2 separate regions of the Mus musculus genome follow, and region 2 is linked to region 1. The links are chromatin loops, found by intact Hi-C in ENCODE. Cell type or tissue: left cerebral cortex. All regions are shown on one strand. Each heading gives the region's core, and the rest is flanking DNA. Links, peaks and the distances in the headings are about the cores only.

Evidence for each region. Peaks named below come from ENCODE experiments on the same cell type or tissue, not always from the same donor. Only the 100,000 strongest peaks of a DNase experiment are listed, where the experiment ranks them.
Region 2: a loop joins it to region 1, with 2.0 times the contacts of the local background. A loop is called at or near these places in 5 of 42 quality-filtered maps.

The regions. Positions count from the first base shown.
Region 1 is chr14:79,289,063-79,305,829 of GRCm38, reverse strand. Rgcc (regulator of cell cycle) reads left to right here and starts at 4,195. Exons shown (of 5, transcript NM_025427.2): 1 at 4,195-4,381; 2 at 4,930-5,115; 3 at 14,052-14,159; 4 at 15,524-15,586; 5 at 16,711-16,767. The coding sequence starts at 4,333. The coding sequence ends at 16,718. In left cerebral cortex, for the core only: no CTCF peak of the experiment used is centred there; DNase peaks (open chromatin) are centred at 5,773, 6,482, 6,831 and 7,171; H3K4me3 peaks cover 1,673 bases; H3K27ac peaks cover 1,242 bases.
Region 2 is chr14:79,231,690-79,244,865 of GRCm38, reverse strand. All of the region lies in intron 1 of Zfp957 (zinc finger protein 957), which reads left to right. Among named protein-coding and RNA genes, the nearest start is that of Zfp957, 9.1 kb to the left of the region's middle. In left cerebral cortex, for the core only: no CTCF peak of the experiment used is centred there; a DNase peak (open chromatin) is centred at 5,271.

The sequences.
Region 1 (16,767 bases), core at 5,535-9,534:
CAGGTAATAGTTGCTACCCTTAAAAGAGAAGAGATCCAAGCAGACATACAGGGGATATCACATGGCAACCAGAAGATCAGGGTGACACACTGACCAGCTTGAGGCACTGAGGATGACCTGCACACCCCCAGGAACCAAGCAGAGGCCTGGGGCAGATCCTCCCTGCATACCTTCCGAGGAAGCTGGTCCAGGCAGCATGCGATCCCAGGTTTCCAGTCTCCAGAGCTCCAGGAGAGAATGCACATCTGTTGTTCTAACTTCCCTAGCAGCTCAGCTATGGACAGATGCTGAAACATGACTCAAGCTAGGCTAGGGAAGAAGAAGAAGAGTCTGTCTCTTAGAGTTACAGGACCAGAACTGCCAAGCCTGTTATTTATTTGTTACAGGAGGCATTCAGGCTAAAGCTGAATTGTAAAGATCAGAACATACCCTTCCCCTATAGGAGTGTACACAAGATGGTGATCTCACTCTACTTATTTATTTTTGGTAGTTTTGAGGCTCGAATCCAGAATCCCACATGCTCAGCACATGCTCGGCACATGCTTGGCACATGCTCAGCACATGCTTGGCACATGCTCGGCACATGCTTGGCACATGCTCGGCACATGCTTGGCACATGTTTAGCACATGCTTAGCAGATGCTTGTCCACTGAGCTACATCTTCAGGCCCTGACGGCTTATTTTATTTTTCCCCTGTAGATGTCAGTTACCGATAGGGTTGGTTAACATAGCTGCTTCATGACATCAGAGACCCAAGACACTTCTATGTTTCTGCTGCCATTCTAGGAAAGTGATCTCTACCTCATGGCTAAAATCCAGCTTCAAGGCTGCCTGTCATCCTGTAGGAGAAAGCCAAGTGAGGGAGACTTACTCAGGAAGCCACATAGGAGAGCTCTGTCTGCTGCCCAAAATTTAGTCATATCACCAATTTTAACTCAAGATAGACTGGAAATATACTGTTTCGGGAATGCATGAGTCTACTTGTTTGTTTACAGATTCAACTAGAAGCATCTTCCATAGAGTGTTTGTGGAGAAATATCAAGCGCAGAAGTCCTATGGGTAATTGCAGGTAAGACATTTAAGGGGAGGAATATTTGTTCTGAAAGTAAAAAAAAAAAAAAAAAAATTAAAGTGAATGAATTTCAGTTATACATTTCCAGGAGGAAGGTGAGATGGCTGAGAGAAAGTAAAGTCCTGGAAGAAAGGATCCAGGAGGGTGCTGGTGAGATGGCTCAGTGGATAAGAGCATCGACTGCCCTTATCCTGTCCTGAGTTCAAATCCCCAGTAACCATATGGTGGCTTACAACCACCTGTAATGAGACCTGATACCCTCTTTTGGGGTGTCTGAAGACAGCGACAGTGTACTTACATATAATAAATAAATAAATAAATAAATAAATAAATAAATCTTTAAAAAAAAAAGAAAAAAAGAAAAGAAAAGAAAAAAGAAAGGGTCCAGGAGAGGCAGGAGGTTAGCCATGATAACCTGGAGGATTCAGAAAGATGAGACCCTTAGGTGATGCTCTGGACAAGTTTCATGAAAAGAGTGGCCAGCAGTGTGCAGAGAAGAGGTGGCTATGGTCTGACTATGTCAGACCTTGGGGTGGCCTGAACATTACAATCTCATTGCAAGTTTGATCCTGTCAAACAGCGGGGCCTTTGTGAACTGGCTGTCACCAGAATAGAGCTCTCCCAGATGGAAGTAAGGGTTACCAAAGGGCTTGAAGGGGGCGCCGTTTGCTCTTTCCTTCCTTTCGCCCTGTGAGCAATCAGCAAGCCCTCACCAGACAGCACTGGGTGGGAGTCTTGATCTTGGGCCGCCTGGCCTTCGGAACAGTGGGGAAGAAATCTCCGTGATTCACAAATTACCTAGCCTGTGATATTTTATTATATGATAGCAAAGCATATCTACGGGAGAGACCGGTTAAAATAAAGATCGGGTCTTTACAGCACTAGAAGTCCTGACTTTCCTGTTGGAAATTAAAGGAGACATCAAGTCTTTTTCTTGAGGCCATTGCAGCCAGAGACTGAATGACTGAATGAGCTTTTGAAACCTGGAAGTTAGGTAAGTCTCAGTGAGGAGATGAAGGATACAGCTCCCCGTGCCTCCTGAGGGACGGGTTGCACCTGAACACTGAGGTCATTGACTATCTCTGTCACCACTGTCAGGTGGGGGGGGGGGGCATAAAAGGCCCTAGGATATGGAGCCCAGCCAGAAGGCTCTGGAGAACAAGGGTTTAAACCTTTACCTGGTTCTAGGGAAGAAATCAACACATGTGCAGCACTGAGTGAGGCCTTTGCACTGAGATGTGTGTAAGGATGGGCTGGGGGCAACCCAATTTCACACCAGGTGAACTGTGGACAAATGAATTGTGTTCCACGCACTAACTGAACAGGTAATTGGCATCTTTTTTTTTTTTTTTTTTTTTTTTGGCTGCTCCTCCCAGATTGGTTGCTGCTGTTGGCTTATCTGCTCTGGGGCTCAGTGCCACCCTTGACTGCTTAGTTCTTCTTCACCCTAGGGAGGCAGGGTGTGGCTAACTTCAAAGTGGTGCTGAAAAGAGACAGGCCTGCCTTCTATTAAACCACTAAGGGGTAGGCAAGCCCCTTAGCTGCTCTATTCCAGTTTTCACACCTGCCGACCACTGGCAATGATTATATTATTCAGGGGTGGCTGTCAGGAGTGACCTGGTGCATGCCACATTCTGACACCTAGGAAGGCTGGAGTCACTGGGGAAAGATGTCCTCACATAACACCATCCAAAGATTCTGTGATGATGGCCGTTGATCACTTGAAAGTGTCTAGTATAGCTAAGGAAGTGTCTGGTGTAGTTAAGAAAGTGTCTGGTGTCTGGACTGAAAACTTTCACTTTATTCAATTTTGATTGTTTTACATTTATTTATTTATTTTCTTTTGCAGGTCTGAGGATGAGCCTTCAGACTCAGGGCTCACCCATGCTAGGCAAGCACTTTATTGCTAAATCATATTCCCAGGCCCCAGCTAGCCCCTTACTTTACATTAATTTAGTGGTGTGTGTGTGTGTGTGTGTGTGTGTGTGTGTGTGTGTGTGTATGTGTGTGTGTGGTGTGTGTGTGGTATGTGTGTGTGTAGCATGTGCATATATGCACACAAGGCGTATGTTGTGCCGGACAAGATCAGAGGTCAACCGCAAATGTGATCGATTCCCTGGGCACTGCCCACCTCCATTTTTAAGATACAGCTTTTCATTGACTTGGAGTTCTCACTTTGGGATTGGCTGGGGAGTCCCAGGGATTTGCCAGCCTTTGCCTCTCAGGGCTGGGATTATAAGTGGTGTCCATCTAGTTTGGATTTTTTAATGTGGATTTTGGGGCTTGAACTTGGATCTTCATGCGTGCACAGTAAACTCTTTACAGACAGGATTGTACTATGTAGGGTTTTTTTTCTTTTCTTTTCATGCAGTAGTCCTCAAATCTCCACTCTCTTGCCTAGACCCCCTTCTACCATCCTCCTTAGGGCTGGGACTATAGGCGCAGGCCACCAGCAGGCCTCTTATTTTACGTTTAATAACTACCTGGGGCAAAGGGCTGTTGGTCACCTGAGGCAGGAATTCTACTGGGCTGTGCTAAGGATGGACGCTCAATCATACGGACCCTATACCAGAATGCATCTGTCCATGTGGTACTCTGCGCTCAAAGATCATCTCAATTGAAGACTGCATTCACCTCAACCCACTGCCCTCAGCTGTCCACTCTGTCCACGCACAACCTTATAAATTCCTTGAGAAAAGTCAGATGGAGGACTGGTTCTTTGCAGAGGCTACTGAGGCCCTTGGCTCCTTTATTTTTGCAGCAAACAAGGAGGCTTTCTGCATGTGCAGTTCCATTTCATAGATGAGGCTCAAGGAGGCTCAGCCAGAAGGCGGGAAACAGGGTAAACTCTTGGAGAACTCTGATGCCCGCAAAGACACTTCCTTGGGTCGGGTTGTCAGGGTGGTAGAGAAAGCGGCGGGTAAATATTTGGGGCGGTATCCTGGACTCCGGCGACACCCGTCACTGCGGTTCTTCAGAGGCCAGCGCGTGGCTAGGGCGGTGCCGGGAGTAGGGGGTGGAGGGACAGGGGCGTCCCCTAGGTCGTCTGGGACTTACTCAGCAGCCCCGCCCCGCCCCGCCCCTGCCGGTGGCTATAAGACGGAGTAGCCGGCGGGTGGCGCGGCTCAGGCGAGTAGCTAGCGCTCAGGCTCGGCAAGGAGCAAGGCAGAGGCACCGGAGCAGACTGCAGTGCAGGCGGCAGCCACCAGGGCCAACACCTCGCAGCATCTCTGCTACGCGTGTCACTGAGCAACTTCTCCATGAAGCCGCCCTCAGCGCAGAGCAGTCCCGCGGCGGTCGCGGCCGCAGGTGAGTGCCTATTTGGAGGTGTCTTCTCCACCTCTGCGCCCCGGGATCGAAGCCAGGGACTGCGTCCACGCTAAGCTACACTCTCAGCTCCGGGGCCCCTGAGAGCTGGAGCCTGCAAGTAGGGGCGAGAGAACAGAGGTCGCTAAGGTCTTCTTCCACTGCCCACCCTTCTGTCCTCCATCACCCTGGCATCCCGTCTCCGGATCGCTCGTCCGATGCAGGTTTAGTTTGGTTTTCCACGCGGGACAAGGAACCGGAGTCTGACACGTAACGGGTGCCTGCTGACTCAGACTTCCCGCCGCCACGCGCTCCAGGGAGCGAGCGTGGGCAACAGTAGGAAAGCGCGTGGGGTGGGCTAGGTGACTTCCAGACTTTCAGCTCAACCCACGGAGGCTTCTTCTCCTCCGTGTCTGGTGACAGGCGCTTTAGAGGGTGGTTGGGAGGTTACGGAGTAACTGACTGCGTGGCTGTCACTGGCAAAGGCAGAGTGGAGTTCTAGGGAACGCTGGCCGCCCCTCCAGATGCCCTCTGTGCCCTCCCTCCCCTAGCCCCGGCCATGGACTCCGCGGCCGCTGCAGACCTGACCGACGTGCTGTGCGAGTTCGACGCGGTGCTGGCCGACTTCGCGTCGCCCTTCCACGAGCGCCACTTCCACTATGAGGAGCACCTAGAGCGCATGAAGCGGCGCAGCAGCGCCAGCGTCAGCGACAGCAGCGGCTTCAGCGACTCGGAGAGTAAGTGAAGCCCTGTTGAAGTCAGTAATCCTCAGACTCAGGCTTCCTAAAGCTCTAGATTCACCTGGGTTATCTTTAAACTGAGGCACGACATCTGGGGAAAGTCAGACCCGGGGATCTGCACGGCTCTGAGATGCCTGAAGAGTTGACTTTCTGAGTCGTTAGCCCAGATGTGCGGGGGTCATTAAGGCGTTCTTGGGGAGAGAGGTACGAGGGTGGGTGGGTGGCTCTTAAAGAGCTGTGGGTCTACCTGTCACGGCAGGTGTGTACCATGAGGCCTGAGGGTTTGTGCAGTCAGCCAGAACTCCTGGGAGTCCAGCCAGGCCTTCCAACCTTTTCCCGCCTTTCTACCCACTCTTCGCTCTTCATTTTTTTTTTTTTATTTTATTTTATTTTGAGACTCTCCCAAGGTGATCTATGTAGCTGCGGGTGACCTCGAACCTCTCTGATCCTCTTTCCTCGGGCTTCAGGGTGCTGGGGTGACAGTGCAATGCCACCACATTTAGGCACATCAGTTTATAGGCAATGCTGGGGGTCAGACCTAGGGCTTCTTGCACGCTAGGCAAACACTAGACCAACAGCACCCTCCCTTTCCTTTTCCAGAATGGGTGTTGGGGAACATGAGGACACGAGTGAGCACAAGAATGAAACATTTGTGAAACCAAAATGGTTTCATAAGCTGCTGTTTTTGGAATGCTTGAAATAACTTCGTTCACTTTCTGCCTAGCTCCCAGGCTCTTTCGCCACTCCAGGCACTTTTGAAACAGTCTCCCGCTGGGCTGCTGAGTTCAAGTACAGGGTTTCAGGCACGCCCACCCTCCAGGTTACCCACAGAAGGTCATCCTAGTAACCTTTTCCACATTGCCTCTGGAGAGGGGAAGGGGGAGGGGAGGGGGAGGGGGAGGGGGAGGGGGAGAGAGAGAGTTAGTTTTCAGTAACTCAAGTGACCTGCAAGAACAGTGAATTTGGTGACCTTTTATTTATTATTATATAATTGTTTTCAAATCTTGGCTTATTCACTGTTTTTCAATGTGAACTTTAAATTCTGTTTGTTCTTGTGCCCTTAGTCCCTAGATACAGGCTCAGACATCACCAATTGTGCTGTCCCCAACTCTGGGAGTAAAAGTCACATTGCTGTTTTGAAATCTAGAAACATTTTCCTTTGTTACTAGGTGAAGATTCTGAGCCTGAGCTGTCCTCCTGAGAAGGGATGATGTTTGACATCCAGGTCAGGATTTGAATCTGAAACCCAAGCTCTGGTTTGATTTTCCTTAGCCACCTACACAGATCACCACGTGACTTAGGGGGCGAAGGGGGAGGGAAGAGGGCTGGTGAGCTGTTCATTTCCATTTAGAACTTTTGCGTCTTGATGCCAATGACCTGGTCACTTGTTCTCAGCAGTCAAGTGAAGCCTGACGCTGGAAATTTTTCTCCACAGCTGTGGTGTAACTTGAATATATTTCTTTCCACTGGGTCAAGGAACAAATTTTTCATTGTGTATAAATTCTCTTCTCCACAGAAGAGAAGGCTAGGTCTGTCCCCGATGCTCTGTAATCAAGTTCAGCTCCTTGCTAAGCCCCAGCCTCAGTCTAGATTAGAGTCTGAATTTGTGCAGTGATGTCGAACAGCACCCACCAGTTCTGCCAGGAGGGGTTTCAGATCCACGGTATGTTTTTAGGAGTCTCAAAAAGAGAATTCACCACAGTTTCTTAACAGTTGGAGAGAAGATTGACAGAATTTGCAGTTTTCTTAGGCATATCTCTGTGCATTTTGCTTTCTGCTTTTGTTGTCAACTTAAGCTTTCTTTCTGTGGTGGTTGGAGAGTAACAGGGAGGATCTAAGAAAGCACAGATGACCTTGGTCTTTGCCGTCAATGTGGTTTTGTTCCCTGCATGCTTAGAAATCGTCTTGGAGGGCTGGAGAGATGGCTCAGCGGTTAAGAAATCGTCTTGGTGGATTTTGTGTGCATCTAAGTCATGCTTTCTTAAGGACACATAATATGTCTGTCTTAATTGTCTCCAGGAATGGAGTGCAGACATTCCTAATACTTGTCTGTCTGGTGGAAGTGGATGTCTGGGAGAGGTGCAGCCCACTGAAACTTAGCTCTCCTGAGAGGGCCAATCAGGCTTATCATGGTGGTGGTGGCAGCTAGCTTACTTTTAGCAAGCCCTCACTGGGGTTGCTATGATTGTAACGTGATAGCTCTTGTTATCAGCCATCTCTGGCTGGTCTTCCAATGTTATCACACAAAATCTTTACCACAGTCCTACAAGTTAGGCACTTTTATCTTCATTAGTTTTGCTCTGGTTGCCTAGCATGTGAGCCAGAACTTGAGTAGCCCAGCGTTCCCTCAAGCTCAGATCATGTATCTTTTTGTACGTGGTATTGCAGGTCCTTTTCAAGGCTTTCAGGATCAAAGGTCTGTGGACCTAGGTGATGAATATTCCTCCTCATTTTTGAAAAATACTACCCCCCCATTAAAAAAAAACAAAAAACAAAAGCAGGTTGCAGGACTGGAGTGATGACTCAGAGGTAAAGGACAGGTATTGCTTTCCAAAAGGACCAGACTTCGGTTCTGAACACCCATGTTGACAGCTCACAACTGCCCTGCCTGGAACTCGATCTGACACCTTTGGCCTCCAAGGGCACCATTCTCAAATGCACAGACACACACATTCACACTGGGGATAAGTGAAAGTGGATTTTTAAAAGGGCTGTGTCTTTCCCATAGCACTCTGTTAGGAACAGTTTTAAGAGTCTCAGTAAAAGAGCAATGCAGATGGGAGCTAGAAAAGTGGTCTTCAGGTTTGAGCCTTTGGGGTGCTGTAGAAGTTGAACATCTTTGGGTTTGTTTGTTTATTTATTTATTTACTTATTTATTTATTTAGGTTCTTTCAAGCCAGGGTCTTACTATGTAGCTCTCTCTGGCTATCTTGGAACTCACTATATAAACCAGGCTGGCCCTCAGACTCACCAAGATCCAAGTGATGGGATTAAAGTTGTGTGCCTAGCTTTTGTTCAGTATTTTTTTTTTTAGCTTTAAAAGTAATCTTTAAGTGGGTTTAATAAAGCTTTCACCCATTCTATCCCAAATTTTATCCCATGTATTTATTGTATGCTTCTACTGGTTGACTTCGTAAATGGTTTATTATACTGACTTATGCCTTTAAAGATGAGGCTGAGGTGTGATTCTTATATATTAGGGTTTCACATAAGTCATCCTGTGAGAGGACAAGTGTGCTGCTGTTTAATAGGAAAGGTCTGAGGTCTACTGTCCATGCCGTAGCTATGATAAGATTGTAGATATTTGGGGAGAATAGGGACTGGGTGCTTTAGCATAGCAACACTTAGAACATCTACTTATGTTTAGAATATGCTGGTCTGGCTCTGAGAGAGGAGACCTTAGGAATCCTAGAAACCAGAATGACAGTTACCAAGCCAGTGGCTAATGGAGCTGAGGAGTCGGGAGTTGAAACCTGGCAAGGTGTGAGGAGGAGGAGCCCTCCAGATACCTGGTACCACATTAGGAACGGAGTGAGTGACAGATCGTATTCTCTGATATCTGGTATGCTATCTTAGAGGGTCAGGGCCGTTCCAGAGGGTGTGGGGGGGGGGGGCACAATGATCAAACAGAGACCCAGGGTTCTTTGGCACTGTGCCATGCTTCACTGAAGCTGTCAGAATTTAGAATTGGAGGAGAAGAAAGACCCTCCCTCATGCCTGCCATTCCCCATGGGACCAGCGCAACAGACACAGGGCTTCCTTTTTCTTGGTTAATTACTGTAGTTCCCTTGCTGCAGATGTGTGGACTGTTCTATATTTGCAGGAACTCTGGGCAAGGCTCGCTGTCTGTGGTTTTACTTTTCTTCAGGGTAGCATGTGTCCGTTCTAACCCTAAATTACCTTTCTCCCAACCCCCAAACCAAAAACAAAAAACAAAAAACAAAACACAAACTATGCCTTTAAAAAACAAAAAAAAAAACAAAAAAAAAAAACAAAGCTTCTGTTTGTACTATGGAATTTCTTATACTTGATGGGTATACCTAAAGTTAGGGGTTGTGTATATATAATATGCCTTTGTTTATTTATTTTTGATGGTCTCTAAGGAGACCCAGTCCCAGAATCTGAGATTCCAATACATTAAATGGATCAGGAATTTAAAGGATGTTTGCAATGGGGATTTGATTCTGGTGAGGTGGGCTTTCAAGGCCGTCTGAAGTAGACGCCTTAAGGTCTACCTTACCACATTTAAAGGTTCCTCAGATCATCACTGGGCCCCTTGATCATGACAACACTAGATAGCAGGGTGGGACAGCAGTACATGTCTGTGCTATCAGCCAGAGGCACACCGTTGTCATTTTATCAGACTGACTGAATATTATTTTTGCAAGAGCTAGCGTTCTAAGGGAGTGAGCACAGCCGGAGGCTGAACCTGGCTCACCTATCCATCTGCCATAACCTCTAGCACGAGATTCCGTTCATGCAGGCTTCTTAGTAAAAGCTTGCTTGGGAGAAACACTGGGCAAAGATGCTCAGAGTCTGGGTATCTCTGTGTCGTGGGCATGTCCTCCGTGAATTACCTCTGAAGAGAACCTTTTAAAATTAAATGCTATAATCTGAAAATAGCGGGAAGCCAGGGTTCAGAGTCTTGGTTCTTCTTCTCCTCAGCGTTGATGGCTTCCCCCCTGGACCTGCTGGTCTCCATTTTGCTAGGAACTCGAAAATCCAGTCATTATGAAGCCACGGCATCCTACACAGAATTCATAGGTCGTTATTGCTTTTCACATGGGCTCTGCTCCCCCACCCTCTCTACAGCCGCATAGCTTCAGGTCCTGAGGGGGTCGAACAAAGTGGAGCCTGTGAAGACATGGAAAGCAGGTAGAACCATGGTGAGGTGATGAGCTGATAGGATGTGGGACAGTGTGTGCGTGTGTGTGTGTGTGTGTGTGTGTGTGTGTGCACGTGCGTGTGTGCGAGTGTGCATGAGGCGGGGTCAGGAAGAAGGGAAGTGAGCACAGGCTATGCTTGCCCTGCCTCTGTATGTGTATGTTATCCAGATATAGATGCTGTATTTTACCCCCTCTTCCTCCCTCATTATGAGAGCAGTGTGAGTTCCTCAGCACTGAGGTGACCATAGATCAGTCTGGCTTACAACGGAATTGATTTGTCCAAACCAGAGTCTGCCTTTATTTTCCTGACCTTGAGGGAAATTCGTGGGCTAAGGAATTTATCATATGGACTAGACTTTAAAGGATCGAAGGCAAGCCAGGATGGTCCCCTGAGACTCTGGCTTCTTCCCCACAGTCACTTCATGCTGTCTAGGGTGAGGTGTCCCTTACTCCTCTGAGGGTATTCTTCACTCTTTTGTTATTTCCTTTTTGTAACGACCTTTTCCACGTCGAGGTTAGTGCTTCTTTAAACAGCCATAGTTTAGAAGATAAACCAGCCTGATTATATGTGGATGTGAAATTTCTGGAGATTTGGAGCTGAACAGAAGTGAAGTTCAAAGCTAGGGCAAGGACTGTGGCGTCTGCAGGGAGGGGTGGAATGAGGTGTGGTATTGAAGGTGGCTCTTAAGTGCCATCTGTTCTGAGAGATAGAGAGCAGGGAGCAGGGTGGCCTTTACACTCTGGGTAAAGTCTAGTGAGTTTCAGAGCTGGAACTCTGGTCTAAGGATGGAATGATGTTCTTGGATGTCTTTAAGACAAGGATAATAAGGTGGCAAGTTGGGGGGGGGGGAGCTGGAGAGATGGCTCAGCGGTTAAGAGCACACTGTCTGCTCTTCCAGAGGTCCTGAGTTCAAATCCCAGCAACCACATGGTGGCTCACAACCATCCGTAATGAGATCTGATGCCCTCTTCTGGGGTGTCTGAAGACAGCTACAGTGTACTGACATAAATAAATAAATCTTAAAAAAAAAAAAAAAAAAGGTGGCAAGGGACTTGGTATTCCCTCCTGGCCTATAGCCTACTTCCCTTGGGTCTCTCTGTGGCTTTCTTGCCACCAAAGATGACTTTATCTTCTCTTCATATGTTTCTCAGTCTGTATCTGTGGTGATCCCCCCTGGTTATTGACAGAGATAACAGTGATGCTTTTCCAGGGATCTGCAACGGATATGTGTGGTGTACTTTCCTGTGTGCAGGGGATGGGGTTGCTGTCGTTGCTGCTGTTGTACAGGCGGACTCAGCTGGAAAAACAAAACGAAACAAAACCCAAAACCAAAAAAAAAAAAAAAAAAAAAAAACAAGCAGAAGAGCTTCCAAGTCAAATTCTAGAGAGTTCCAACATCCTAAGAGATATTAATAGGAGGGCACTAAGTGTCCCATTGTCAAGTACACTTGGGAAGTAGGGCTGAGGCCAGACCTGTACACCAGAAGTGATTACACTTCTCGGGGTAGTTGCAGTGGGAGGGATCGTGGTGTTCTTGGTGTTGCCAGAACACAGTTGGTCTCACGCTTCAAGGACCAGCTTTCTGAGGGGTGGGAGGTGAGAGTGAGTTATAACATTTGTAGAGGGGACGTATAGGTTTAAGGTTCAATGTTGAAAATCTCAGTATGGGTTCCTGTCATCATCAAAGCCCTGAAAAAATGACTGTGGTCCTTTAAGGTGCTCTGGGCTAGAACTCCTAAAGGAAGGAAAGATGATGAGGGCTACTCATGAAGATCTTCTGGAGATGTTTGGAAAAGTGGGGTAGGTGGGTATATAGGCAGAAAAGATGACAAGAAGGTGGTTGGAAGACAGAGGAAACAGCCAACCAAACAAGACAACTTGGGAACAGAGCCCAACTCTCACACGGCTAGAAACTTCTTTCAGAAGCCTGATTTTTGTTTATTCTGAGCACATGAAGAGATAATTTAGACAAGTTCACTCTGTGTTTGTGGAACTAGAGCAAGATGTGATTTCTCTCCCTGAATGGAGGGAACCGGCTTGAAGGGCAGGAGCCGCGGGCGGGCGGGGGAGGGGGGGGGCGGGGGCGCGGGGGGGGGGGGCTGGCTAGCAGGGACCTGGCCAGGCTCTCTCTCAGCTGCTCACCTCAGGGCCTTTCCAGAGCGCCTGCAGTGCCCTGGCTGGCTTTGCTTTCCTTTCGATTTTAACCAGAAAATTGGCTTCCTCACCACCACCTCTGGGGCCACATCCTGCTTCCGTTAACCTCTGTCTTTGAGCCTCTGTGTTACATCCTCAGAGCAGGGCTGGCTTCCTCCTTCTCAGCAGGACTTAGAATCTCAGATCTGGGAGGACCTGGAAGGATTGTCCAGTCCACCTTTCTACCTTATTGGTGGGTAAATTGAGGCCCAGAATATGGTCTCTTTCATCACCCTTGAGCTTGCAGTAGCTGGCCCTGGTGCAGCGTGGCCTGGCAAGGACTCCGTCGACTGCTGCTTTGACATTTGGGGAATAAGTATAGAAGGAGCCGCTAAGTCCCTTGACTGTCATGGATGAACAGACAAGAACAAAAACAATCTTTGTTTCTGACTCCAGTACAGGAGTGAAGAGTCTTGGGCACTGTGTGATCAAGACTCATGAGCAAGGAAGGGGCATTAATTCGATTCGGGGCCCAACATTGTGCTTATATTAGTGTTTAGAAGGAAGAGACATTTTTCACGAAAAGTAGCCTATATTTTGAGTGTTTAAATTTGACTTACTTGTATGAGTGTTTTGCCCATATATATATGTGGTGCCTGAGGAGGCCAGAAAAGGGCATTAGACCCCTAGCACTGTAGTTAGAGTGTTGGGAGCTTCTAGGTTGGTATTGGGAATGTAAACCAGGAAAAGCAGCTAGGTCTTAACTGATGAGTCATCTCTTTAGTCCCTGCTCCCCCTCACCCACCCCACCCCTTATTTTGACAGAGCTACTCCCCCCCCCTCTTTTTTTTGGACAGAGCCTCCTGTATTTCCAGTGTCAGGCTGGCCTTACGCTCAGTATGTAGCTAAGGATGACCTTGAATTTCCGATCCCCCTATTCCTTCCTCCAGAGTGCTGGGATCACCAGCGTGCCGCTGACTGACGGGTGTGCCACACTGATCCAGTCCAGGGCTTCTGCTAGGGTTTGTTCTCTCTACCAGTTAAAGCATTAAAAGGCAGCAGGAGCCTCAGAGAAATCTGCAAACAGGAGCAGAATTACCACTTGAAAAAAATGGTGGTTATTGGGGGTGAGGAAAACACCGATTTGTGTCAGACACACAGAAAAAGACCCTCTCTAGAGCAGAAGCCTATAGAGTTTCCTTCCCCTAATTTAAAGCTGGTCAGTTTGAAGGAGGACAGGATGGTTGATTGGCCCACGGCTGTTTTGTAATCTGTCCTGATCCAGCCTCAAACTTGTTGAGCTAGTCCATCAGCAGAGAGCCTGAGGGTGGGAGACGAAAGCCTGCAAGGCCTTTTGCTTAGACTGCCAGGTGTTTCTTTCAAGTCAGGAAGCTGAGGAAGAAGCCAGCCATCTTGGGAGCTCACTACCTTTATTACTAACCATGGCCCCTCTGCCTATCTGCCCGGCCTACAAGGAAGTCTAATTCCTAGTCTTTCACCACTGTGCCAAATTTATATGGTGCTGGGGACTGAATCCAGGGTTTCAGGTCTTCTGGACAAGCACCCTACCAACTAGGTTATGTTATATTTCATCCTTCATCCTATCAGCCAGGATCTGGCCAGCAGACTCCTGTGTGGCAGAGGCCTAGTCCTATTAATTGGTCACACCTTTTTTTTTTTTTTTTTTTTTTTTTAATTTAAGAGGAACAAAGGTAGCCAGTGGACTTGGGCACACACACACTTCTCTGCCTAACATCATTTAGTGCCTAGTTTGGGAACTGTCCTGCTTTTTAAAATATAGATCTGTAACATCTGGTTCCCTGGGAGATTAACTGCTGGGTTCTGTAGACAGGCTGGCAAGTGTGTGGTTTGGTAAGGACAGCTCCTGATAACTATGGCTTCCTTCCTTAAAGGTGCAGACTCAGTGTACAGGGACAGCTTCACCTTCAGTGATGAGAAGCTGAATTCTCCAACCAACTCCTCTCCAGCTCTCCTGCCCTCCGCTGTCACTCCTCGGAAAGGTGACCTCGCCGACTAGACTGCTTTTCTGCTCCTTTATCCCCACCCCGTATCCTCAACTAGGCTTTCCCCACATGTATACATACACACATACATACACACATACCAAATATATATTTGTTTTAATATAGATCAAAACATCTACATATAGATGTTACAAATATGTATACATATGTACGTGTATATATATATATATATATATATACATATGTACGTATATATGTTTAAAACACACACATACATATATATATCTATATCTATATTTAAAAGTGGACATGACTCAAAGCAACAGCTCCACCCTCTCTCTGCTTAGGTTTTAACAGACTAAAGAGGGGTTTAAGTTTCATGAATAGGTTCTTAGTTTTTGGAACTGGCCAAGTCTCACCAGCTAGAGAGCTGAATGTTCTGTTACATTGGACAGGCGCCCTGCTGAGAACAAAAGAAGGCTACCCCCTCCAAGGAAAAGTTGAACTTGCTGAAAATAGTTGCAAAAGACAATCAAAATGGAGTCAAACTCTTAAAGAAATGTGACGATCCCACTACGTGTCTCCACATAGAACTTCCCTCTTTCTTGAAAGAGATAGTTTTAAATTCCCTTCCCATCACAAAAGTTAGCAGCCACAGGGGACTCGCCGTGGTTCAGTCTCGATCTGTAATGGCTCTGTGCACTCCAGGGAGAGAGCAGTCTAGAGAATGGCTTAAATACCGCTCAGATCCGCCCCCTAATCCGCCAGAGGAGAAAAGGCCCTTGTGGCGAGGGGACTGGAAAGCCAAGAACGATCATCTGTTGTAGGAAGCTAGGGTGACTAAGAACAATATTTAGCAATGCATTTCAAGGAAGTCATGAATGACGAATTATACAGAAGAAAGTAAAATACGTGCAGAAAGCGTCTGCCTCTGGCTGCAGAGGCAGCAGTGTCTAGATACAATGTAGCAATGTCTGCGCTACTCTGGATGTGTCAAGTAAGGCTGCCTGGTCCATGTTCCACTTTGACAGGAAACAGTAGTAGTTTTACACTCACGTCATGTTGGAGGATCACAGTATTGTCTTCCAGTAACAGCACAATTTGCCATCCCTCCCTACCCCCAACTTTTATGACACTGACAGACCAGTCTTTTAGGATAGGAAGGTGGTTGGGGTGGTCGGTGGGGTGGGGATTGAGGACTGTGGAGACCTACGGGAGAAACACCCAGGTTAGCCTCCAGGTCAGTTGCTAAGATGAAAGTAAATGTGGGGCAGACACTAAGGTCTGGTGCGTGGCACACTCCCATGAGGTCTCTGAAAACAGCAGGTTTTCCTAATCCCTGGGAAAGTCCCCTATCAGCTGTGTCCGAGAGGGAAGCTGAACCCTTTTCTGTTTTGCAGCCAAATTAGGTGACACTAAAGAGCTCGAAGACTTCATTGCCGATCTGGACAGGACCTTAGCAAGTGAGTACACGCTGGGTGTTTAAAGTATAGCAGAGCACCGAGCCCCGCCTTTGATAACGTGCTATGATGTTTCCCAGCTTGCCCCGGGGGGTAGGAAGTTACACCATAAGGCTGCTCTAGGTGTAGCAACGGGACCTCATTGGCTCAGAAAGCAGTTTGGAGGATAAGCCTGCAGAAAAGTTTCCCAACTGTGCAAAGAGGTCAGCAGGGCACAATGACATGTTGATTAGAAAGTGGTGAGAGCTTTGCTGAGAAGAAGTCCACACAGGATGTCCAGTCCTGAGAAAAGAGGACAGATTGGTCACAAATGCCTTCCTCCGGCCAGCCTGGTCTGGTCTGATCAGGGTAATTTTCCCGGGTTTGATACAGGAGCCTGGTGAGAGGTCTGACCCATGTCAACTTGCCCCGATTCAGTTTGCGCTTCTCATTTGGGAATTTCACTCTCATTATCCATTTTGTGTGACCCCAAACGGAAAACATCAAATCAAAATTGCAGTGGGGGTGTGGTGGGGACCTGTGTTAGAGGAAGGAACTGCCACACTCTCTGCATGCCCTACTTCAAAGGACAAGGTTGCAGGAGTCAGAAGGACCAGCCGCAGCCTGCAGAGTTGCTGGTGTCAGCATTTCTCATGGAGGACTTGCTAAGCCTTGGAGAATTTGTGTTCTGGCTTCTTACTTAGTGAAAATGATTTTTTTTTTAATTCTGCAAGAAATATTCTACGTTTTTACTTTGTCAAATAGGCAAAAATCTAAAAAGCTAGACCCCATAGCTAACTTTAGAATAATCTGTTTAAAATTAGCCATGTTCTTAGCACCCCATCATTCTGTATTTGCTTGATGGTTTTATTGGCCCCTTTGCGCCATCCTACATCAGAAGATGTAGGCCTGTTTTGACAGAGATTATTCTAATTGCAGCACAATTTGTAATCAGTCCATGCAACACGCCTGTCTACTTTATGCAAATTGTAGCTGGCCCCCTAGTCCTTCCAGTTAGCCAGCCCTGCGTTGCAGGGAAGCCTGCCATTAACTTTGCTTCTCATGCTCATCTGAGACTATGTGATGTGGTTAAGCACGCGAGTTGTGAGCCTCTGGCGGGGATAACTTATTCTTTGTCCTCTTTTCAGGTATGTGAAGCAAGGAGTTTGGGGTCCAGAAGGCTCCGAGGACCTGGCAAATCGGCT
Region 2 (13,176 bases), core at 3,413-7,412, 59 kb after region 1:
CTAGCCTTCTGTCTTGGTAAATGACATTGGTTAGCCACTTCTTGAAACACAGTGCTGTTTCCATGACAACTCGCATGTCTGGTGTCCTCCATCTTCCCTGTGGCTTCCCACTCTGTCTGCCAGGTTGGCTCCCCTTCTTTGCCTAATCCCTGAACGTTTCTGTTCTGCTGTTCCCTTCCAAGCACTCTTGGCTCCTTCTGGTCCTCTCCCAAGTCTCTGTTAGCCATTCTCATGACCTTGAACACCACCTGCATTCTGAAGGCTTCCGAATTTTTGTCTCCAGTGTAGGTCTGTCCTTGGAGTTCCAGACTTGCATGCTCAGTTGCATAAAACAAAATCATACTGATTCTTTAGTTCTTGCCCCTCCCTGCTGCCCCCTCCTTCCCATGTGGGATAACAACTATTTACAAGCCAGGAAACAGGACTTCACCAGATACAAGATCTGTTGGCTCTGTGATCTTGGACTTCTAAGTCCAAGAATTTTGAGGAAAAAATGTTGACTGTTTAAGACAGGCCCTTTAAAATGTTTTTACTGGAGAAAAATTTACTTGACCACAGGTATATGGGTATATAAAATAGGTATACAAATAAGATATTTGCTGATAATATATCATAAAGTTTATTTTAAAAAATCTTTCATATACATATGTGTTTACCACTTATTAAAGATTAAAGAGAATTTGCAGACTAATGAGGTTGATATGCTCATTTTTATATGGAGATTAAATCTAGGCTAAACGTTTTATACTGCAGGATATAGAGCTCTGTCAACAAGTTTTTCAGAATTAACTGATATTTTGGTTTTATAATTTTGAATGCTAAGAATGTCATTTTGTCTAAATACGTACAACAAAATGGCAGAAGTGTGTTTAGGACCATTTCAGAAATCTTTGGGAATTCTCTCCTAATCCCAAGCCTAAATTCAATAAGTGATTAAAAAACAAATTCGAGCCAAGCATTCAAACAGCTACTTTTAAAATCAAACGTTTTTAACACAATATAACAGTATCTTCCGTGCTGTAATCCAACTATTATGTTTCTATTAAAGTCAGGAACTTTGTGCATACAGTGAACATAACACGCCACAGCTCGTGGTATAAAAGGGTCTCAATTCTGAGGCACCAGCAGGAAGTGTTGACTGGTGCTGTATGACTGTGGGCAATGTGGGCACACAGAAACAAGGCTGCTGTGCGGTCACGTGACACCAGGGTGAGCGCTGCAGGAAACATCCAGGTTCGTTACACAATTGATTTTGAGCTGAGTTTTGTTGGGTGTGCATTCAGAAGTCTTTCAGGGTTGCCAAGGATTTGCAACCCCTCCCCCACATTCAGTTCTGCAGCCCCTACATGGCTGGTGACACAGTCTAAGAAGGTGTAGTGTAAGCCACTAGGTCTAGGGTCATCTGTTATAGTAGTCTGCACAGACCAAGACAAAGACCTTACCCCTCTCACGTCCTCTGTGAATGAATTCTAGGTGGAACCAGTGTTCAACTGTATAAAATAAAACCAGGAAAGTAACTGATTTCCAAGAACTTAACACATATCAGCAAAGAAGTGCCCACCCCTCCCCCCAATTCTCTTTTTCAGTCTTAAAAGGTATTTGTTTTATGTGTATGGTGTTTTGCTTGCCTGTAGCATATGACATATCCACATCTGGTGGCTGAGGATGGCAACAGCAGCGAGGGTATTAGATCCTCTAGAACTGGGGTTAGATAGTTGTGAGCCATCACGTGGGGCTAGGAATCAAGTCAGGATCTTCCGGAGGAGCAGCCAGAGATCTGAACTGTTGAGCCTTCTCTCTAGCCCAAGAAAAAAGTTCTAAGCATTACAAAACATTTTAGAACAGTGGTTCTTAACTGGTGGATAGAGACCCCTTAGAATGGAATATCCCCCTTCACATAGGCTGCCTAAGACCATCGGAAAACACAGATATTTATATTATGGTTCATAACAGTAGCAAAATTGCAGTTGTGAAGTACTGATGAAGTAATTTTATGGTTGGGGTTACCACACAATGAGGAATTGTATTAGGAAGGTTGAGGACCACTGCTGTGAAAAAAATTAGTTCAACAAAATACCAAGAAAGTAAATCTGCATGGCAGCTAGATTAAAAAAACAAACAAACAAAAAACCAACAACCTCCACTATAAACAAGGTGAAAAGAGTGAGAAACTAGGAAACATATTCAACTAAAATATTGATTACAAAAATGTATTCTTTTAAGTTTTTTTTTTTAAAAGATTACTCATAGGGAAAAAGCCAAACCAAATCAAAGCAAGGCCAAGGGGCTGGATTGATGGCTCAGTGGTTAACAGCACTGGCTACCTTTGCAGAGGACCTTGATTTGGTTCCCAACACCCCCTGGGCAGCTCACAACTGCCTGTAACTTTAGTCCCAGGGATTAGCTGTCTGGTCTCTGCCAGCCCAGGCACTCACATAGTACAAAATGTAAATGCAGGCAATCACTCATATATGTAAAATAAAAGCAAGGCTTTAAAAGAATTAAAGAGGAACAGATAATCCACAGAAAAAGTAATCTAACCAATTCTCAAAGGCCCTAATTCTTAAACCCACACAGACTCTCAAGTCTGCCCGGGCTCCTGAGTAGCTTGGGGCCCCTTAGTGTTGCTTGAGGGAGGGAGTGGGGTTTCCTGTAGGGAGTGTATGTTCTAAATCTTTAGAGAGCTGACACCATAAAAGACACTCAGTGTGATCGAACAAACTGGAAAAACTTGCAGTGTAAATGGTAAGAGTTTGTAATATGAAGATAATTATTCAGTAGCAGAGAAGGTACACACACATACACATACACATCAGGATTACCACAATTGTCAATTTTATCCCCTTTCGACTGACAGTGATTCCATCTTGTGGGAAGATGTGAACTGCGGTCTGCAGGATGAGAGAAAGCCATGGGGGTATACAGGGGTTTTCCACAGCAGGCCTGTTCCCCAGTCTTCTGCCATCCTTAGCCTGCAAGGGGTGGGCTCAAGGAATGGGAATGGTTGGGAAGGTGCAGGGATAGCCAGTAAGACTGCTGCCCTCTCATGGTTCAACCTACCACCCAGTGCAGGTCAGTCGTCTCCAGATTGTCCTGAGTAATGCCAACGGGTCTTTACTAGGTGATCTGGATTTGAGTGACAGCTTATGGAATGTGTTCCAGAAACTGCTCTACCTGTCCCTGTTTGCCACTCATTTTTTTGGTTGGTTTATTTTATTGGTGCTGTCTGACCAGCTCTTCTTCTAGGTGGACAGGTCTGAGATGCCAGCCAGCAAGGTCTCTCTGCTGGGAAAAGGTTTCTTCCCTCCAGTTGCTCTGGGCTTTGCTGAAGGATATGCAGTGTAATACCCCTGAGCCAGTGCTGATGTCCTGGCTGTTTGATCTGAAGACTTGCTGGGGCTGAGTGGAGAGAGCTGTAGGCTTAACCTGTCGCACAGAGCTGCTGAGAGCAAGTGTCTTGTAGCATGCACGCCTCAGCTCAAAGTACAAGTGGAATGGCCAGCATCAAATCTCACATCTGGACAGACAGCATCAAGTTACATGCTTCTGTGTATTGCAGAATTGCCTTTGAGTCTTGCTTCAGAGGGGTCAGCCCAAGGTCATTAGCTCTGCCATAGCCTCATGCCACCTAAGTTGGAGTATCCGGGGTTGCTCCCTTCCAGAGAGAACCCCTCCCCTTCAGAGCTAAACATGGAGACACTGGGGCTAAGAACATGATATTGTTTTGTGTTAAAATTTTTTTTTAAATTTTTGTATAGCAGGATATTTGATATCGTATAAAACTTGATCTGGCTGCCCTCTGGACCAGTTGGTTCTTGTAGACAACAAAGGGTCCAGACTGAAGCATGCCTCTGAGATGCAGACCAGCCCTGCGCTTGCTTCTGTCTCTGGCCCGTGCATCCTTGCAGACACATCTTCTGCCACAATCAACCCAGGAGCCGAGTAGCTGAAAGTGTGTAGACAGTATTTAAACTAGCCATGTTCGGGCACCTTGCTTTTTCTAAGAAGATTTCAATAAAATCACAGGTCAAGTCAACACCCCTCCTTTGGCTTTTCCTTTCCTTTTTTGTTTCCGTTTCCATTTCCTTTCCTTTTCCTTTTCCGTTTCCATTTCCTTTTTCTTTTCCTTATTATTATTATTTTTTAAATCATCTGCTCTCTCTTCTCCCTGTGGCTCACTGAAGCTGGGACAGTACTAAACTAGACTTTCCCAGAGTCATCTCTGCCATACCTGACTACTGTGGGGCTCCTAAAGGAGCCCAGAGCACAGCAGCTGAGCTCTCTGCTCATTGCTCGCCTTAGTCACGGCTACTCCTCTCCTGCAGCAACCTCTGTTTCTCTCCAGTCCCCAGTTTGCAGGGTGACTGATTCTTGACCCACATCCAGCCCTTAGGAACCTGTTCCCACTGCATGGTGGTGGTTATGTTTTTGTGGTGGAGATCTGACAGGCAAGTAAAATTCTGTCATAAATTCAGACCTCCCTCTTGGCCTGACTCGATGTCATAAAATGGTAAGTCCCACATTCAGAGCTGAGAGGAAATGCCTGAGTGAGGACAGAAAACCCATCTTGTCAAGAGTAGGTTTTGCTTAAACAATGTGCTAGTTAAGGAGGATTTGTCTTTTGGTTCCTGGAAAGTCATGAAGGATGGGTGGGGGAGGGGGACGGGACATAATTGCTTTTGGGATTACAACAGGGAACCTAGCATATGATCCTGGTTCTTTGCTGCTTTTGAGATCCTGTCTTCCCGTCTGTACATTGGGCTGGCAGGCAAGCAAAGGGGCAGAGTTTGAGACACAGGGGAAGGTTCGTAGCACAGATCTCAAAACACAGCTGGCTGAAGCACTTATCTGCACTTCATGGTAGAGTGGAGAAAGGGTTGTACTATAGGCCACTGGGACCAGCTGGGCCTTGTGGCTCCCAGGGGATGGGCAAGAGGGGTGGGTAGCAGCAGCAGGCATACTCTCCCTTTGGATCCTTTCAAACATTCATTCTTCTCATGGTATTGCACGTGTTTCATAGGCTAGACTTTGCAGGGTTTTACATTTTTGTTTTATTATTTTACTGTTCTGTTTTGTTTTTTGGGGCATCTTCTCCTACTCTTACTTGTTTAACAAACACGTTCAAGTGATGACTCTCTCCTCTGGATTCCGATGGGACGCCTACCTGACACTTTCGGAAACCATCTGACACCCATTCAACTCCCCATGTCTCAGGCTGGCACATGTCACCCGCACGCACGCACAGCACTGAATTCTCACCGCACCTCTGCTTCCTGAGCACCCTGTCAGCTCACAGTGAGCCACTCTCCAGGCTGTCACACCTCACCCGCCCCCACCATGTTCTCACTGGCAACAGATAGCTTCTTACGGAGTAGTGGGAGGACCCGGGGTGAAGCTGCTTAATTTTTTGTTAAAGTTCTCTTGTGTTCTGGGAGGCTCCGGCTATCTGCACATTACAATTCTGCCAGACTCATTGCTTGAAGGTTAGACAGTTCTGTCCTGGAAATTGGATGCTGGCTCACTGGGGTCTTTGAGTCTTTCTCTAGCAGTGTGGCGTCCAATGCTCCCAGCATGACTGAACAATAGGAGGGTAAAAATAGCTGTGGTTGCCTCTCTTTAAGACTAACTTAAGTTTGTGGCCATATTAGCTTTGATCTGGCAGACTAGGAATTTTGTGGACAATCTTGGCTACAAATAAGGATACAGGGGTCAAACACATTTGTATCCAGTGCCTTTCTGCTGCAGCAACCACCCTCCTACAGCTGGCTGATGTCCACAGGCTCTGTAAATTGAGGGCTTACTCTAGGGAACAGCTTTGGGGCATTTCCCTCTTGGGAAAAGGGTGTGTGGCAAAGTCTTACTATGCATCCCAAGCTGACCTCGAACTCTTGATACGCCCACCTCAGCCTCCTCACTGCCAGAACTACAAGGTTGTAGCCAGGCTCTGTGCCTGGCCTTTTGGGCACATCACCTCAGCTCTACCACTTACCAACTCTGTGATATTGGTCAGTCTACTGAATTTTTCTCTGGAAAATTAGGATTGTATAGGCCTGTCCCAGAGCTGGAAGAATTACGTGAGCTTATATTACCCAGCATGCCACACATTCTAAGTCACTACTGGCTATTATTTCTGTGGCCACCCTCATCCACCCAGTATTGCAGTTGCGTGTTTACCTTCTTTATCACCCTCGTCCCATCTCGGTGCTGTCCGTCTCTGATGTCACAGACTGGTTGGAAGAATGAACAGATTTGGTGTGAGAGTAAACTTGAAACAGCGCAAGCTCCAGGAGCCAGAAGGATATGGATGGCTCTTGGCAGCTTGGGTTGCAGCTGTCCATGGTCAAACGTCTCGGGTTTCTGAGGCTACAGTAATAACCTTCAAGGAAGGATGTGCCCGCTTGTGAAATAGTGTAAGCCTATTGGGGAATAATCAATGGCTTTCTGATTGGAATGGAGGCCCATTCCATAGGAAGAACTCACACTGCATACTATAAACATGGTTATGGGTAACAACTGGGAAAACATAAGCCTTAGGGAAGAACCCACTACTGTTGTCTGCTCAATGGAAATAATGTCAAAATGCCTTCTAATTTAATCCCAGCACTTGGGAGGCAGGGGCAGGCAGATTTCTGAGTTCGAGGCCAGCCTGGTCTACAAAGTGAGTTCCAGGACAGCCAGGACTACACAGAGAAACCCTGTCTCAAAAAATCAACAAAACAAAACAAAACACGCCTTCTAAATGCCCATTCTTATGCGCATATGATTCTGCATTCAGCCTTGTTCAGAGAAGCCTCTTTTAACTTGTCGCAGTATTGAAAAGGAGTGACAGATGAGCACTTGGCCCTAGACAGACATCTAGGCGGTTAACCCCTCCCAAGATGCAGGGAGTATTGTGATAGAGGGGACAAAAATAATTTAAGAGCCAGAAAATAGGCAGGGATACCTCAAAAAGATGTTTTCTGCACATGAGGTAGTCTTCAGACCCATGGACTCACAGAAGCTGTGGTTACTGGCACAAGATTGGGCTGGTAACCACCACTGGTGGAAGGTAATGCTAGCAGCTAATGGTTGCTAGGAGAGAGGCAACCATTTCCTTCAGTGGTATAGCCACTGATATTTGATCATAATCTAGTCAATAACCAAACTCGTGCAAGCAATTTACATAAACTCAGTGGGTCTCTCTATCACACACACACACACACACACACACACACAGGGCTGGAGAGCTGGCTCAGTAGTTTAGAGCACTTGTTTCTCTTTCAGAGGCCCTGGGCTTGATTTCTCGGACCCACACGGAGACTCACAATCTCCTGTACCTCCTGATGATCCTGTAAGTTCCAGGGGATCCAGTGCCCTTTTTTGACTTCCATGGGCAACGGCAGGCAGGCAGGCAAAAAACACTCCTATACATAACATAAATGAATTAAAGACAAGAGTGAAAATGGGTAGGGGAGCTTGCTGGGAAAAGACTTGGGGCGGGGCTGGGGCAGGGGACAGGGTGAGAGCAGAACAGGAGTGACAATGGCCACAATTCACTGTACTACATGTATGGAGCTGATTTCTCTCCCGTTCTAAAACATAAATGCTTTTCTCATACAACATAATCTGAATACAGTTTCCCCTCCCTCTGCTCCTCCTAGTTCCTCCCCACCTCCCTTCCCATCTGGATCTACCCCCTTTCACTAGGATAGACAGCCTTTTAGGAGATAACAACCAAGCATGACAAAATAGAGGCAAATAAAATGAAAACTCTCCTGTTGGACAAGCCACGCCGACTGTGTCCTCTGTTTCTTCTGTTTCCCTCCCTCCTCCTGCCTCCCCTGCCACGGGCTCCCTGAGCTCTGAGGGGAAGGGTTTGATGGAGACATCTTGTTTAGATCTGTGTGTTCCAAGGCATCCCTCTCTACAAGGTGTCTGGCTATGGGTCTCTGTATTTGCTCCCATCTGCTGCAGGAGGAAGCCTCTCAGATGATGCCGGAATAAGGCACTGATCTCTGAGTACAGCAGGATATCATTAGGAGGCTTTTTGCTGTTTGTTTTTTTCCCCACTAGTATTTGGTTTTACCCTAGCTCTCTGGGCTGTCTACACTCTGGTCCCTGGTCACTCAAGCAGTGTTAGGCATGGGTTCCATCTCTTAGAGTGTGCCTCATGAGAAATCAGACATCAGCTGGCTCCTACCACAAGCTTGTGCCAACACTGCTCTGGCATATTTTTGCAGTCAGGACAGATTATAGATCAAAGGTTCTGTGGTTGTGTTGGTGTTTGCTTTTTTTCTTTCTGTAGTCTGCAGAGTGCCGTTCCGTGTCCTAGACACTAGAACGTGGGGGCGAGGTTCTTTGTAGGTATCAGTGTATCCTCTCCATGTTCAGAGAGTTGTGTGGGTGTTGCATTCAGTTTGTGGAGAGCAACCTGTGGTCTCGGCAACAGCCTGGGCTGTTTGGGGGGTTTCCATGGGACCCTTTCAGCCAACTGCACAACAGGATGAAGCCCAGTCCTGGCACTGGACAGTTAGTTTGGTAAACATGATGAACAGGAGGGGTTCCAGCTCCCTCATTCTTTGCAGACCTCATTAGGATCCTCTCGTATACTTGAAGTTTCCACTACACCAGTCTGCACACTGTCGCCTAATGCTCTTCAGTTCTTGTGCTCTCTCCCCTCATTCCTTCCCTCACCCCCACTCCGCCCATTTCTCCCATTCTTAGCCCTTGTATGCCCTCTCCAGCCCACCCATAAGACCCATTTCCCCCTTCCCAGGAGATCCACGTGTCCCCCTCCTACTTTTTTTCTCTCTGCCTCTCTAGGTCTATAGATTGTAGCTTGTTTATTTATTTAATGGTTAACATCTAGATATAAATGAATATATACCATATTTATCTTTCTGGGTCTGGTTTACCTCACTCAGGATTTTTTTTTTCCCACCAGTTTTATCCATTTGCCTGCAACTTTCATGATGTACGTTTTGTTTGTTTGTTTGTTTGTTTTTAAAGAAAAAAAACGCCCTGGTTTGGATGTGGGGAGCAAGCCCAAATAGCTGCTTCTGCAGCAACATTCTGGGAGCAGGAGGAACCTTCACCTGCAGACTGTTCTCTTTTGAGACACTCTCACAGTGTCGGCTTCCACCTTGCTAACCTTGCCTCCGCCTCCCCAGGCCCGGGATTGCAAGAGTGTTTCACCGTCCCCTTCTTGTGCAGGAAAGGCTTCTCTCCAGACCTGTGTGGCTCAGAGCCTCATAGGGTGGAGTATGGAGTATCCCAGGTCAAGCCTCTCCATCCACTGAGGGGAGCTGCGGACTGGGCCACCCCCTGACTGCCACAGCTGTAGCACAGAGTGCCGTTTATTTCCAGCCTGTGTGAACGTTCACATTTACATTTTTGCAAAGCTGAAAATAATAATAACAAAAACCCGCCTCAGTAGTTGTACCCCTGTGTGAAGAGGGCAAACACCCCCAGGCCAGCTGGAACAAAGCCCCTCTGTTAGGAGATGTCGCTTTCTGAGTCTTGGGAGTACCAGGAATGACCAGCTCAGTAGGGGGCCTGAACCAGCCCCTCTGGGTGGCCCCTCCCCATCCATGCTTACACCCTGGGAGAGGGTGGGAGAGGGCAGCACCTGGCCCTGCTGAGACCTGGTTGTGGGAGTTGGGGTGGCTTCCATGTGGGAACCCAGGGCCCTAGATATTTTCCCTGTGCCTGAGGGCCAGCACGTCTGACCCTTGTCCCTGGCACCCTGGTCAAGGGCACTTCTGAAGACAGGCTGTTCTCACGGATTCCCAGAACAGCCTCCCTGTTCATTCAGGAAGCCCAAAGGTTAAAATTTCTACTCTTGACTCAAGGAGATTCAAGCTGCCATGCCATCTCTCCCTTGACTTCATTCTTGTTCCTCTGTCCCTCCATGCATCATCTCTTCACCAAGTCCTCCTTCCCACTCCCCTCCATCCCTCCCTTCTCTTTTTTTCCTTCCATCCCTCCTTTCTCCCTCTCTTAAGCCTACTGTAGAGAACTTGGCTTATAAAACCCACACAGTGGTGTGAGCCAGAGAATCTCTACAGGCTTATCAAAGTCATTCTGAAGCCCCAGAGCTTCGCCCTGGGTTCACACTTTCACTGTCAAATGCATTTTTTACACACTTTCCCACCACAAAACCACAAACCATCAACAATGGAGTTAAAACCAGAACAATTGGGTTCATATCCTCTTTCATGTCTCACCTGTCCATCATTTGCATCCTGACCCTCCTGGGCACCTAAGAGTTACCCTTCTCCTCCTTTCTACATGGTACACTCTACGCAATGCACACTCATTGACAGTATACACATGTATTGTAGGCTAGGATTTACATATGAGGGGAATGCATTTTCTCTTTTTAAGATTATGTAATCTTGTTTAATATTACGTATTCTAAATCCACCCATTTTCTTGGAAACTTTGTGATATCATTTTTCTTCACAGCTGAGCAGTATTCCACTTTACATATGTACTGGATTTTCATTATCCACTCATCTGTGGATGGACAGCTTAGTCAGTTTCATTTTCTTGTTATAGTGTAGACAACAGACTAAGAAACACAGGAGTACAAATACCTTCGTGGTAGGGCGTGGCGTTCCCTGGCATGTGCGCATGTGGGAAACAGTTGGGTTGTATGGTAGTTCTATTTTAAATTCTTCGAAGAAGCTCCAAGCTAATTCCCACCAGGATTGTATTAGTTTCCACCTCACCAGCAGTAAAATGTTCTTGTTTCTCCATATCCTCTTCAACATTTGTAGTCAGATTTCTTGCGAATAGCCGTTCTCTTTGAAGTGAGGTGATATCTCAAAATAGTCTCAATTTGCATTTTCTAATGGTTAGGGATGCGCAAAACAAACTATGAAGACTTGTTTACATTGTGTAAATGAAAAAATGAATCTTTTGCCTGCATCCTTCTGAGAGGCATTGAAGGCTGCAGACAGCCCTCCTCACCCTGCCCTACTTCCTCATTTGCCTGGTTCTCAGCTGAGTACCCAATGGTCCTGCACTTTGTCTTCTAGAGTGACCATTTATTTGTATGGTTCCCTCGTGTTATCGCTAGAGATAGCCATGAGTGACTCCCCAGCTGGCCCTGTGGCCTCCACTGTACTACCTTCACCCCCCAGGAATCTAGGGTGACAGTGCCCATCTCTGTAGACACTTGGGCCAGTCTGTTATCCTTCTGACAATCATTAATTACTCTGGCCAGGAGCCTTCCCAGTGAGTTCGTTTTCTCTGCCAGTTGAAGAATTAAAAGGCAGGAACAAAATTTCAAGCACAAAAGGTAGCACAGGGGAAATTTTAGATGCAGCACCAGAATCAACTGATGAAAAAAATAGTTTTATTGAAGGTGAAGATGCACATGTGCGCATTCATACACATGCATGCACACTCATGCACACACATGCACATTCATACTCATGTATGCACATTCATACACACACATGTGCACATTCATACACACTCATGCACATTCATACACACATGCACATTTGTACACATGCATGCAAATTTAGTGCATGCACATTCATACACACATGTGCACATTTGTACACACATATGCACACACACAGTACACACGTGCATGTGTGCAGACATACAGGAAAGGACACTGAAAGAAAGCTCCCCTGCACAGCAGAAGGGGAATTTGGGAAGCTAAAACCTGGCTTCTTTTGAAGACCTGGGTGTTTTAAGGGGCCTCTGTAGGTGAAAACGGCGTTCTTCCTCCCTTAGTTTAGGGCATCTCAGTTTAAAGAAAGAAAGGGAAGCCAATGAGCTCACAACTTTAGCTAAAGGTGTGCTATGTCCTAGTCTAGCCTTGGACTTGTGGGAGCTGTCCACTGTCAAGGGGCCTGACTGGTCAGGAGACAAAGCCTATTAGGCTGGAAGGGTGAGGAAGAAAGCTAGCTTTACTGTCTGTCTGTCTGTCTGTGGCTCCTTTCCCATCTGACTATCAGGGATCTGTCTAGCACAGGGTTCTCAGCCTTCCCAATGCTACTACCCTTTAATACAGCTCCTCATGTTGTGGGGACCCCCAACCGTACAACCTTTGTTGCTACTCCATAACTGCAATTTTTCTATTGTTATGAATTGTAATGTAAATATCTGATATGTGACCCCCCCACTAAGGGGTCCTGGACTCACAGGTTGAGAACCACTGGCCTAACTCCTAGTCTCTCATTTCCCCATCTCAGGGGTCACCCTAACTTCTGTTAGGGACTCAGGGGTACACACTACTGTAAATACTTCAAGCTGATGAGAGGACAGTGTAGGGAGGGCAGCAGTGGGAGTGCCTCTGTGAAGGTCAGTTTAAGGCGCCACAATAAATCTATGCTGAAGATACGGAACATACGATAGCATTTGGTGGCCACATGGAACATAATTGCAGTAGCATTGCAGCATATGGATCAAGACCGTTAGTATTACTGTAATTCCTGCTTAGAGTGTAGATAAGGAAATAGGGCAGATTTGCCTTAGGAGGGGGAAGAGGACAGGCTAGAGAGCCACCCAGGTAACCCCTGGAAGGTTTCACCACGGGTGTCAGATGGATGGTTTCTTTGCCACTATTGTCCACTGTGGGTACACACCATTAACCTGACCCAAGTTAGAGAGACTTTCATCAGCTAGCTTAAGTTCAGAGCAGGTCTGCGGGTTCCTTCTGTCACAACCTCAGGGGAACACTAAGAAACACCCTTAACAGCATCATGATTAGCATATATCTTGTGCAGTAAGGTGAAATGCAGCCATGCAGCTAGCTGAAGGCTGCAGCGGGGCCCTGAGAAGGATAAGGTCTGAGAAGAGGTCTTTTTTTTTTTAAACATCTATATTGACATAAATTTACTTAACAGATTCAAGAGTGACCGTGCTGGGTAGGAGAGATGGCTCAGCTGCTACGGCTTCTGAGTCACAGCTAAAGTGTGACTGAGCGATGTTACATCAGACTCCTACACAGGGGAGACAGTACCTGGGAACTTTACAGGAGGAATCAGGGCAAATGTCTCATTGGCAGTGCCCTCTCAGCGACAGGTGTTCCTGCCTGTGCCAGGCACAATGCCCAGTGGGGGTTGACACAATGGGCCAAACCAGGATGAAATCTGGGTTCCACTTTTGTTGAGGGAACATCAGGTGTCAACATCTGATTGACAATCTAAGAGGCAGATATAATTCCTTTGGGTC